Linked DNA regions of Homo sapiens: region 1 is linked to region 2. Evidence: chromatin loops called from intact Hi-C (ENCODE). Cell type or tissue: heart right ventricle. All regions are shown on one strand. Each heading gives the region's core, and the rest is flanking DNA. Links, peaks and the distances in the headings are about the cores only.

Region 1 (5,386 bases), core at 258-5,257, 67 kb before region 2:
CCTCAGCCTCCCCAGTAGCTGGGATAACAGGCACGTGCCACCATGCCCAGCTAATTTTTGTATTTTTAGTAGAGACGGGGTTTCACCATGTTGGCCAGGGTGGTCTCAAACTCCTGACCTTAAGTGATCCACCCGCCTTGGCCTCCCAAAGTGCTGGAATTACAGGTGTGAGGCAACGCGCCCGGCCGAGAAACATCTTTTTTTTTTTTTTTTTTGAGACAGAGTCTCGCTCTGTCGCCCAGGGTGGAGTGCAGTGATGCGATCTCAGCTCACTGCAAGCTCCGCCTCCTGGTTTCACGCCATTCTCCTGCCTCAGCCTCCCGAGTAGCTGGGACTACAGGTGCCCGCCACCATGCCCAGCTAATTTTTTGTATTTTTTAGTGAGACGGGGTTTCACCGTGTTAGCCAGGATGGTCTCGATCTCCTGACCTTGTGATCTGCCCTCCTCTGCCTCCCAAAGTGCTGAGATTACAGGCGTGAGCCACAGTGCCCGGCCAAGAAACATCATTTCGTAATGTAAGAACCAAACTTGCCTAGTTGGATCTTACATTTAGGCATCCTGCTTGGTAGGTAGTTTTCTCTTACAGGGTTATTAGGTTTTATAAGATTTCATCTAGGCTGTCTTTATGGAATTCAATGATAAAATATTTTGTAATCTTTTCAAATAAAAATTATCAACTAAATTTAAAGTTTTGGTAAATTTTAAAAAGTGTGGCTTGATAAATCAAATTCGTCTCTCAGTATAAAAATAATATAAGGCTGATGAATTTTGAAAATGGAACAAAGGTCAGGCACAGTGGCTCACGCCCGTAATCCCCGCACTTTGGGAGGCCGAGGCGGGTGGATCACCTGAGGTCAGGAGTTCGAGACCAGCCTGACCAACAATGTGAAACTCCGTCTCTACTAAAAATACAAAAGTTGGCTGAGTGCGGTGATTCATGCCTGTAATCCCAGCACTTTGGGAGGCTAAGGCAGGCGGATCACCTGAGGTCAGAAGTTCGAGACCAGCCTGGCCAACATGGTGAAACCCCATCTCAAGTAAATATACAAAAAATTAGCTGGGCTTGGTGGTGTGCACCTGTAATCCCAGCTACTTGGAGACTGAGGCAGGAGAATCACTTGAACCCAGGAGGCAGAGGTTGCAGTGAGCCGAGATCACACCACTGCACTCCAGCCTGGGCCACAGAACGAGACTCCATCTCAAAAACCAAAAATAAACAGTATTTTGGGAGGCCAAGGTGGGTGGATCATCTGAGCTCAGGAGTTTGAGACCAGCCGCACCAATATGGAGAAACCCTGTCTCTACTAAAAATGCAAAATTAGCCAGGTGTGTTGGCCCATACCTGTAATCCCAGCTACTCGGGAGGCTGAGGCGGGAGAATCACTTGAATCCGGGAGGCGGAGGTTGCTGTGAGCCGAGATCGCACCACTGCACTCCAGCCTGGGCCACAAGAGCAAAACTCCGTCTCAAAACAAAACCAAATGAAACAAAAATTAGCTGGGCATGGTGGTGGGCACCTGTAATCCCAGCTACTTGGGAGGCTGAGGCAGGAGAATCACTTGAACCCGAGAGGTAGAAGTTGCAGTGAGCCGAGATCACACCACTGCACTCCAGCCTGGGCAACAGAGCAAGACTCCATCTCAAAAAAACAAAGGAATAAATTTGTTTTTCTTCTACTATAGTATAATTACCCTATCTGCACTTTTGTTCATATTTAGATATAAATGATGATCATGTTGAAGATGTTACAGGAATTCAGCATTTGACAAGCGATTCAGACAGTGAAGTTTACTGTGATTCTATGGAACAATTTGGACAAGAAGAGGTAAAAATGACATTTTCTGATTGGTGTATTTTCAAAGTGGTGTATTAGAATTCAATGCGTAACTTCTGTTAGTAGCAAATATACATGCTATTTTTCATTTTGAAAAGATACTCCTAAAATGTTTAAACATTTGTATTTTAAACTATTTTTTATGAATTCAAAAATAGGTAAAATTCTGGAAAAGTCAAAGAAAAATTAATAATATTAACTACTCCATTATAACTAATAATATACATATATTTATAAATATTCTAGGAGACGTGGGATGGGGATGCAGAGAAAACACTTTTTATGCTAGTCCCAATGTTTGAAACATTTATTAATGTTCAGGAAAATTGAATGATCTTCTTTGTTGTTTTTTTTGTTTTTTAGAGATGGGGTCTCTGTCTGTCACCCAGGCTGGAGTGCAGTGGCGCAATCTCGGGTCACTGCAACCTCCGCCTCCTAGGTTCAAGCAATTCTCCTGCCTCAGCCTCCCAAGTAGCTGGGATTACAGGCATGTGCCACCACACCTGGCTAATTTTTGTATTTTCAGTAGAGACAGAGTTTCACCATGTTGGCCAGGTTGGTTTCAAACTCCTGACCTCAAGTGATCTGCCCACCTCAGCCTCTCAAAGTGCTGGGATTATGGACGTGAGGCATTGTGCCCAACCTAAAAATGGGTTCTTGATATGTTGCCTAGGCTGGTCTCAAACTCTTGGCCTCAATCAGTGCTCCCACCTCAGCCTCCCAAAATGCCGGGATTACAGGTGTGAGCCACCAAGGCTGGCCTGAATAATTTTCAAACAAATAAGTCTGTTCTCCACATTGACTGTAATTCACTGGATTGAAATTTTTAGTGGAAATAATTTTTAAATTTCAGTTAATTAAGATCCAGTATTGGGAGAGAAAACTTGAAAAACAAATTATAGGACATCCATGAATCCTTTTTCTCAACTTTTTCTGATAATGATGATAGCAGTATTTTAATTTTTAATTTTTTAATTTTTAATTTTAATGGGCACATAGGTATATATATTCATGGGTTAGACTGGGCTCAGTGGCTCACACCTGTAATCCCAGGAGGCTGAGGCAGGAACTTCGCTTGAAACCAGGAGTTTGAGACCAGCCTGGGCAAGAAGGCGAGACCCCCATCTCCACTTTATTTTTGTAAAATATAAAAAATATAATAAATATATATTTATGGGGTATATGAGATATTTTGGTGCAGGCATATGATGTGTAATAATCACATCAGGGTAAATGGAGTATCCATTATTTCAGACAGTCATCATTTCTTTGTGTTCCAAACATTCCAATTGTACTCCCTCAGTTATTCTAAAATGTACAACAAAGTATTGCCGACTATAGCCACTCTGCTGTGCTATCAGGTACTAGATCTTATTCATTGTATCTCTATCTCCATGAGTTTAATTGTTTTAATTTTTAGCTCTCACAAATAAGTGAGACCATTTGAAGTTTTTCTTTCTATGCCTGGCTTATTTCACTAAACATAATATCTTCCAATTCCATCCATATTGCAAATGACAGGATCTCATTCTTTTTTATGGTAGAATAGTACTCTGTCGTGTATATGTACCACATTTTCTTTATCCATTCGTCTGTTCATGGACACTTAGGTTGCTTCCAAATCTTGGCTATTGTGAATAGTGCTGCAATAAACATGGGAGTGCTGATATCTCTTCAATATATTGATTTCCTTTCTTTTGGGTATACAGCCAGCAGTGGAATTGCTGGTCATATGGTAACTCTATTTTTGGTACTTTTTTTTTTTTCTGAGGCGGAGTTTCCCTCTTGTTGCCCAGGCTAGAGTGCAATGGGATGATCTTGGCTCACTGCAACCTCCGCCTCCTGGGTTCAAGTGATTCTCCTGCTTCAGCCTCCCGAGTAGCTGGGATTACAGACATGCGCCACCATGCCCCGCTAATTTTGTACTTTCAGTAGAGACGGGGTTTCTCCATGTTGGTCAGGCTGGTCTCGAACTCCTGACCTCAGGTAATCTGCCTGCCTTGGCCTCCCAAAGTGCTGGGATTTCAGGCGTGAGCCACCACGCCCGGCTTGTTTGTTTGTTTTTTAAGAAACTTCCATACTGTTCTCCCCAGTGGCTGTACTAATTTTACATTCTCACCGACAATGTACAGGGGCTTCCTTTTCTTCACATCCTTGCCAGCATTTGTTATTGCTTGTCTTTGGGATAAAAGCCATTTTAACTGGGGCGAGGTAATATCTCATTGTAGTTTTGATTTGCATTTCGCTGATGATCAGTGATGTTGAGCACCTTTTCATATACCTGTTGGCCATTTGTAGGTCTTTTGAGAAATGTCTATTCAGATCTTTTGCCCAGTTTTAATCAGGTTATTAGATTTTTTTCCTATTGAGTTGTTTACGCTCCTTATGTATTCTACTTATTAATCTGACAAAGGTGGTTTTGACAGCTATATTTCTGTTTGGCCTCTTTATATCCTCTCCCCATTCTGTTTCCTACCTACCTACCCTGTTCTAATACAGTTCAGTGTGTCTTATAGAAAATCATTTATCTTTTGCCTCCCTGAAATGATTTTAACTTTTTGTGTTTTTCTCCTTTTCTCATTTCATAATGCAATTAAATCTACCCCTTTTCTCAAATTTTAAAAACACATGAATAAAATATCTTTTACTTAAGGTCAAACACAAATGGAGTGGCGTAGGCTGGTCATGGTGGCTGACACCTATAATCCCAACACTGTGGGAGGCCGAGGCAGGTGGATCACTTGAGCTCACAAGTTTCAGAGCCGCGTGAGCAACATGGCAAAACCCCGTCTCTACAAAAAAATAAAAAACTTAGCCAGGCATGGTAGCTACTCAGGGAGGATGGCTTGAGCCTGGGAGGCAGTGGTTGCAATGAGCCAAGATCGCACCACTGCACTCCAGCCTGGGCTATAAAGCCAGAACTTGTCTCAAAAAAAAAAAAAAAAAGCAGCATAAATTGGAAGAATAATGATAAGGAGGCCAAACTGAGAATGAGTGAAATTAGTGAAAAATGAAAAGGATGAAAAACTCAGATTCCCTTTTATTTTTTTCTTTTTAAAAAAGAGATATTTGGGGAAGGTTGATGAAAGGGACCAGATAGAGATTAATCTCAGTAAATATCCAGCTGCTACATTCTAGTTTTGTTCCTGTTTTCTCTCTCAATCAGTTGATGGACTAAAGCTCAAGGGGCTGTCTGACCTGGCTTCTGGAGTGCAGTGGCACAATCTGGGCTCACTGCAACCTCCACCTCCTGGGTTCAAGTGATTCTTGTGCCTCAGCCTTCCAAGTAGCTGGGACTACAGGCATGTGCCGCCCTGACTGGCTAATTTTTGTATTTTTAGTAAAGACGGGGTCTCGTCATGTTGGCCAGGCTGGTCCCATACTCCTAGCCTCAAGTGATCTGCCTACCCTGGCCTCCCAAACTGCTGGGATTACAGGTGTGAGCCACCATGCCGGCCCCTTGCTGGCCTCTGTTAACACCACTCTCCTATTTGGTCGTTGCTCACCACCCACCCTGGCCTTCTCTCTGTTTCTCTAATGTGTCAAGTCCC
Region 2 (5,386 bases), core at 134-5,133:
TAGCTGTTTGAGGATTAAATGGGATGATAGAAGTAAAGCCTGTAGTACTAAACCTGGTATATAATAAGAACCCATTTAATGTATTCATTTACTCAACAAATATTTATTAAGTAAATTTTTTTTTTTCTTGAGACAGGGTCTTGCCATGTCATTCAGGCTGGAGTGTGGTGGCATGATAGCTCACTGCAGCTTCAACTTCCTGGGCTCAAGTGTTTTTTTTGTTTTCATTTTTATTTATTTATTTATTTTGAGATGGAGTTTTGCTCTTGTCACCCAGGCTGGAATGCAATGGCATGATCTTGGCTCACTGCAACCTCCGCCTCCCAGGTTCGAGTGATTCTCCTGCCTCTGCCTCCCAAGTATCTGGGATTACAGGCGCCCAACACCATTCCTGGCCAATTTTTTTGTATTTTTAGTGGCGATGGGATTTCACCACGTTGGCCAGGCTGGTCTCGAACTCCTGACCTCAGGTATCTACCTGCCTTGGCCTCCCAAAGTGCTGGGATTACAGGCATGAGCCACCATTCCCGGCCTACTTACTATTTTTTTTTTTTTAAATGTTGGATGTATTTCATTCTGTGGTAGTTTCTTTTTTTTTTTTTTTTTTTTTTTTTGAGAGACAGGTCTCACCCTGTTGCCCTGGCTAGAGTGCAGTGGCATGATCACAGCTCACTGCAACTTCCGCCTCCTGAGATCAAGCAATTCTTCTACCACAGCCTCCCAAGTAGCTGAGACTACAGGCGCACACCATCACACCCATCTAATTGTTGTATTTTTTGGTAGAGATGGGGTTTCACTGTGTTGGTCAGGCTGGTCTTGAACTCCTGACCTCAAGTGATCCACCCACCTCGGTCTCCCAAAGTGCTGGGGTTACAGGCGTGAGCCACTGCACTCGACCAGTGGTATCATTTGTTTTGCCGCTCCCCTAATGCTGGATGTTTCCAGCTTTCTACTATTTTTTAAATGTTTCGATGAGAGTTGTTCTCTATGCATGTGCAAGTACTTGTCAGATTATTTCCTTATAATAAATTCCTAGAAGGTGGATTGCTACAAACAAGAAATGTATGTATTTTTGATACTTTTGATTTACATATTCAGAATAATATCCTGAAAGAACATACCAGTTTTCGTCTCACCAGCAGTAAATCTGAGTACTTACAGTTTTTAGTATACAGAGTTGATATATAATGTACCTTTAACTCTTAACAAATCCTGACAAAAAAAGGAGATTGTTCTGTTTATTTAAAAAAAAACTACTTAGTTTTTAACTTTTATCTTTTTCTAGGTTACAGTTCCTCTGAGTCATCTCATCAATGCCTTCCATACACCAAAAAACACTTCTGTTTCTCTCAGTGGAGTGTCAGTTTCTCAAAACCAGCATCGAGATGTAGTTCCTGAGCATGAGGCTCCCAGCAGTGAGGTAAGTCTTTATCCTGGTTGTGTGAGAAAGCCTTTTTGATATACAGTTGACCCTTAAACAAATGAAGGATTAAGGATATTGTCCCTCCCCCGTAGTCAAAAATTTGAGTATAATTTTTGACTCCTGAGAAACTTAACTACTAATACCCTACTATTGACCAGGAAGCCTTACCGATAAAATAAAGGGTCCATTAACATATATTTTGTATATTTTATGTATTGTGTACTGTATTCTTACAATAAAGTAAGATGGAGAAAATGTTATTAAGAAAATCATAAGGAAGAGAAAACATATTTACCATTCATTAAGTAGAAGTGGACCATCATAAAGATCTTCATTATCTTCAAGTTGAGTGGGCTGAGGAGGAAGAGGAGGGGTTGGTTTTTCTGTCTCTGGTGGCAGAGACCGGAGAAAGTCCACGTATCTGTGGATCTGTGCAGCTTTAATCTGTGTTGTTCAAGGATCACCTGAGGTCAGGAGTTCAAGACTAGCCTGACCAATATGGTGAAATCCCATCTCTACTAGAAATACAAAAATTAGCCGGGTGTGGTGGCGTGCGCCTGTAGTCCCAGCTACTCAGGAGGCTGAGACAAGAGAATAGCTTGAGCCTAGGAGGCAGAGGTCGCTGTGAGCCAAGATCGCACCACTGCACTCCAGCCTGGGTGACAACAAGACTCTGTCTCAAAAATAAATAAATAAATAAATATAAAAATGTAATCTCATTTTTTGGTTTAATCTAAAAAAAAACACCTGTTTTTACAGGGAAGTGGAATAGGTAGGGATTTAAGAAGTAAATAAAACTCTTAAAAAAATAAAGGACCAGCAGATTTAGGGAGCAGCTCATACTTCTAGGGCTGAGATAGAGTCAGGAAGAGTTCTCCATCCCCAGGGCTGAGATCCTGACATTGTTGGCGAAGGCATGGCCTTGGCTCACTGAATGGTAGAAAAGTTGCTGTGATGTCATGCCAGGGTAACGTGCTAGAAATCTGGGAAGTCTGCCCTCTAGGATACTGGGAAAAGCTGTTCCTGGGGATGTGTCCTACTAGAGAAGCTGTTACACGAGTGGTGCCAGGGGAAGCTGCTAGGTCCTGCTGGCCATTGTGCACGCCAGGAGCCAGGGTTTGGTGAAACTGCACAATTGACAGGAGCCAGATGCTATAGAAACCACGGGTGTTACAGACAGGAACTTGCTAAATGAGCATACCACAACCAGGAATCAAAACCTCTCTTCCTACAGTGTATGTTCAGTGACTTCCTGACGAAGCTTAACATTGTTTCAATTGGCAAAGGAAAAATATTCGAAGGGTACAGATCCATGTTCATGGAGCCAGCAAAAAGGATGAAGAAGAGCTTGGACACAACCGATAACTGGCACATCCGTCCAGAACCCTTCTCCCTCTCAATCCCTGTACACTGCGGGTTTCTCCAAATGCCTATTGTCTATGATTTGTTTTGTCCATCGTTCTTAGTCACGGCTTAGTTCAGGTTCTTGCCATCTTTCACTTGTTCCATCAGCCTTCTCTCTCATCCAGTCTAGTTTCTTTGTTTGTTTGTTTTATCATTTTTAAATTTTTTGTAAAGACAGGGTCTTGCTTTCTTCACCAGGCTGATCTCGAACTCCTGGCCTGAAGCAGTCCTCCCACCTCAGCCTCTCAAAAGTGTTGGGATTACAGGCTCGAGCCACCATGCTAGGCCAGTCTATCTTCCTTAGTTCTCCATTTTCTTCTATAAGACAGAACTAATCATGTTACTTAGAGAATTAAATTCAAACATGGCTCTTCACAGTTTGGCCATAACCTATCTCTTTAATTTTTTCTTTCCTTGAATTTTTTGAGATATTCCAGACCCTTGGATGGCTTTTTGTTTGCCCCCGTCCCTAAGCCGCCTTGATCATTTTTAATAGCTTAAAAAGTACTTTTAAGTATTTTATTTCATCATGCCTTTAACTGTCTTTTACTATGTGCTGTCATGTTGTATGCTAGGATACGTAGATGAGTAAGGCATGATCTCTGCCTTTGATCCTTACTATTAGGAAATAAGGTGTATTTTATAGTTATGTTAGTATTGAGAAAATGAATTCTAAGAATATGAGTTATAGCTAATTTAAAAAGTACCGTATTCCCAGACATCAGTCCAGAGCTATATAATCCGTGTCCATGCCTCTTTTAAAAAAAACTTTATTTTTAGAGACAGGGTCTCCCCTTTGTAGCCCAGGCTGAAGTGCAGTGATGCTGTCATAGCTCACTGCAACCTCCAGCTCCTGGGCTCAAACATTTCTCCTGAGTAGCTGGTGCTGCGGGTGCATACCACCATGCCCAGCTAATTTTTAAATTTTTCATCAAGATGATGTCTTACCATGTTGCTCAGGCTGGTCTCAAACTCCTGGCCTCAAACGATCTTCCCACCTTAGCTGTTTTGGGTTTGAGTAACATGTAATTGTTACTTGCCTTTAAGTGCCTCTCTTTCAGCTCATGTGGACAAGAAAATAATCCCTATCCTGTTGTTTAAAAGTGGGTATACACACATTTTTGTGATTTTTAGACTTTTTTGCCTGATTTTCACACAGTTTTGACTTTAATTTTCTTCTTTATTAGAAGATATGGGTAACTTTAGAACCTCTGAGTTCAAGGAAGGATCTAAGCAATGAGGCCAGAGGAGTGAGATGTCCTATGGTAACCAAGCATACCATTTCTTTGTCAAGTGGGCTTTTGTTTATGGCTGCTTAGGGGCTTAAAAGCTCCATGGACTGGTGAGGATTATCATTTGAATGGAATTTCCCCAATTCAAGAACCTTACTATTATCCTCCAATCAGTTCTACACTGTTGGGGAAAATCCCCTGGACCTTATATAACATACTTTGTAACCCTGCAGTTAGTTACTCTTACACTCTTGTCATTATAAATGCTTGATCAATAGTTGATAGACTAGCTCTTGATCAGAGTACCCTTGTATGGAGAGAAGGAAAAAATGCCATACATTTCACTTGATTCTGTGAACCATAATGCTTAGGACAGTAGTGGTTTGGGTTTGATTTAAAAAAAAAAAAAGTTTTTCTCATTCATGCTGAAATGTCATCTCTTTATTTAAGGATACCATTAGGAATATAATTTTTTAACCTATGTCAAACCTCATATGACTGATCTCAGTAAAACGAACTGTGAAAATATTTGCATCAATTTATTTTTAAATATTAAAAAAAGGAAATATATTTGTTAGACTTTTAAAATCTGATTGTTTTAACTGATAATATGTACTCCTTAGGTTAAATATCTTGATAATATTAATGCATACCTGGTTGACCCAATCTTTTACAGCCTTCACTTAACTTAAGGGACCTTGGATTATCTGAACTAAAAATTGGACAGATTGATCAGCTGGTAGAAAATCTACTTCCTGGATTTTGTAAAGGCAAAAACATTTCTTCCCATTGGCATACATCCCATGTCTCTGCACAATCCTTCTTTGAAAATAAATATGGTATGTTAATGTGTTTTTTGTTCCAATTAAATATTTTAGCACTATTAATAATTATAGATACCATTTCTTAGCTTTCACAGTAGCGTTTATTGTGGGCTGGGTTCTTTCCTGAAGTGTTTTTTTTTTGTTTTTTTTTTTGCAATTTTTCATATTGAAATAGTACCAGATTTACAGGAAAGTTGCAAAGATAGTACAGAATTTTGCTTCCACTAATTTTGGCATCTTACATAATCATGTTACATTTGTTAAAACTAGGAAATTAACATTGGTACAATAATTTTTTTTTTGAGACGGAGTCTCCTTCTGTCAGCCAGGCTGGAGTGCAGTGGCACAATCTCCGCTCACTGCAAGCTCCGCCTCCCGGGTTCACACCATTCTCTTGCCTCGGCCTCCCAAGTAGCTGGGACTACAGGCGCCCGCCACCACGCCCGGCTAATTTTTTGTATTTTTAGTAGAGATGGGGTTTCACCGTGTTAGCCAGGATGATC

Evidence for each region. Hi-C counts contacts between places; a loop is a spot of excess contacts. Peaks named below come from ENCODE experiments on the same cell type or tissue, not always from the same donor. Only the 100,000 strongest peaks of a DNase experiment are listed, where the experiment ranks them.
Region 1: a loop joins it to region 2, with 2.4 times the contacts of the local background. A loop is called at or near these places in 5 of 110 quality-filtered maps.

The regions. Positions count from the first base shown.
Region 1 is chr10:27,211,975-27,217,360 of GRCh38, reverse strand. ACBD5 (acyl-CoA binding domain containing 5) reads left to right here. Exons shown (of 13, transcript NM_145698.5): 8 at 1,720-1,826. Among named protein-coding and RNA genes, the nearest start is that of ACBD5, 26 kb to the left of the region's middle. In heart right ventricle, for the core only: no CTCF peak of the experiment used is centred there; no DNase peak of the experiment used is centred there.
Region 2 is chr10:27,144,940-27,150,325 of GRCh38, reverse strand. It overlaps YME1L1 (YME1 like 1 ATPase), which reads left to right. Exons shown (of 19, transcript NM_014263.4): 2 at 1,286-1,420; 3 at 4,736-4,898. Among named protein-coding and RNA genes, the nearest start is that of YME1L1, 6.8 kb to the left of the region's middle. In heart right ventricle, for the core only: no CTCF peak of the experiment used is centred there; a DNase peak (open chromatin) is centred at 2,492; H3K27ac peaks cover 609 bases.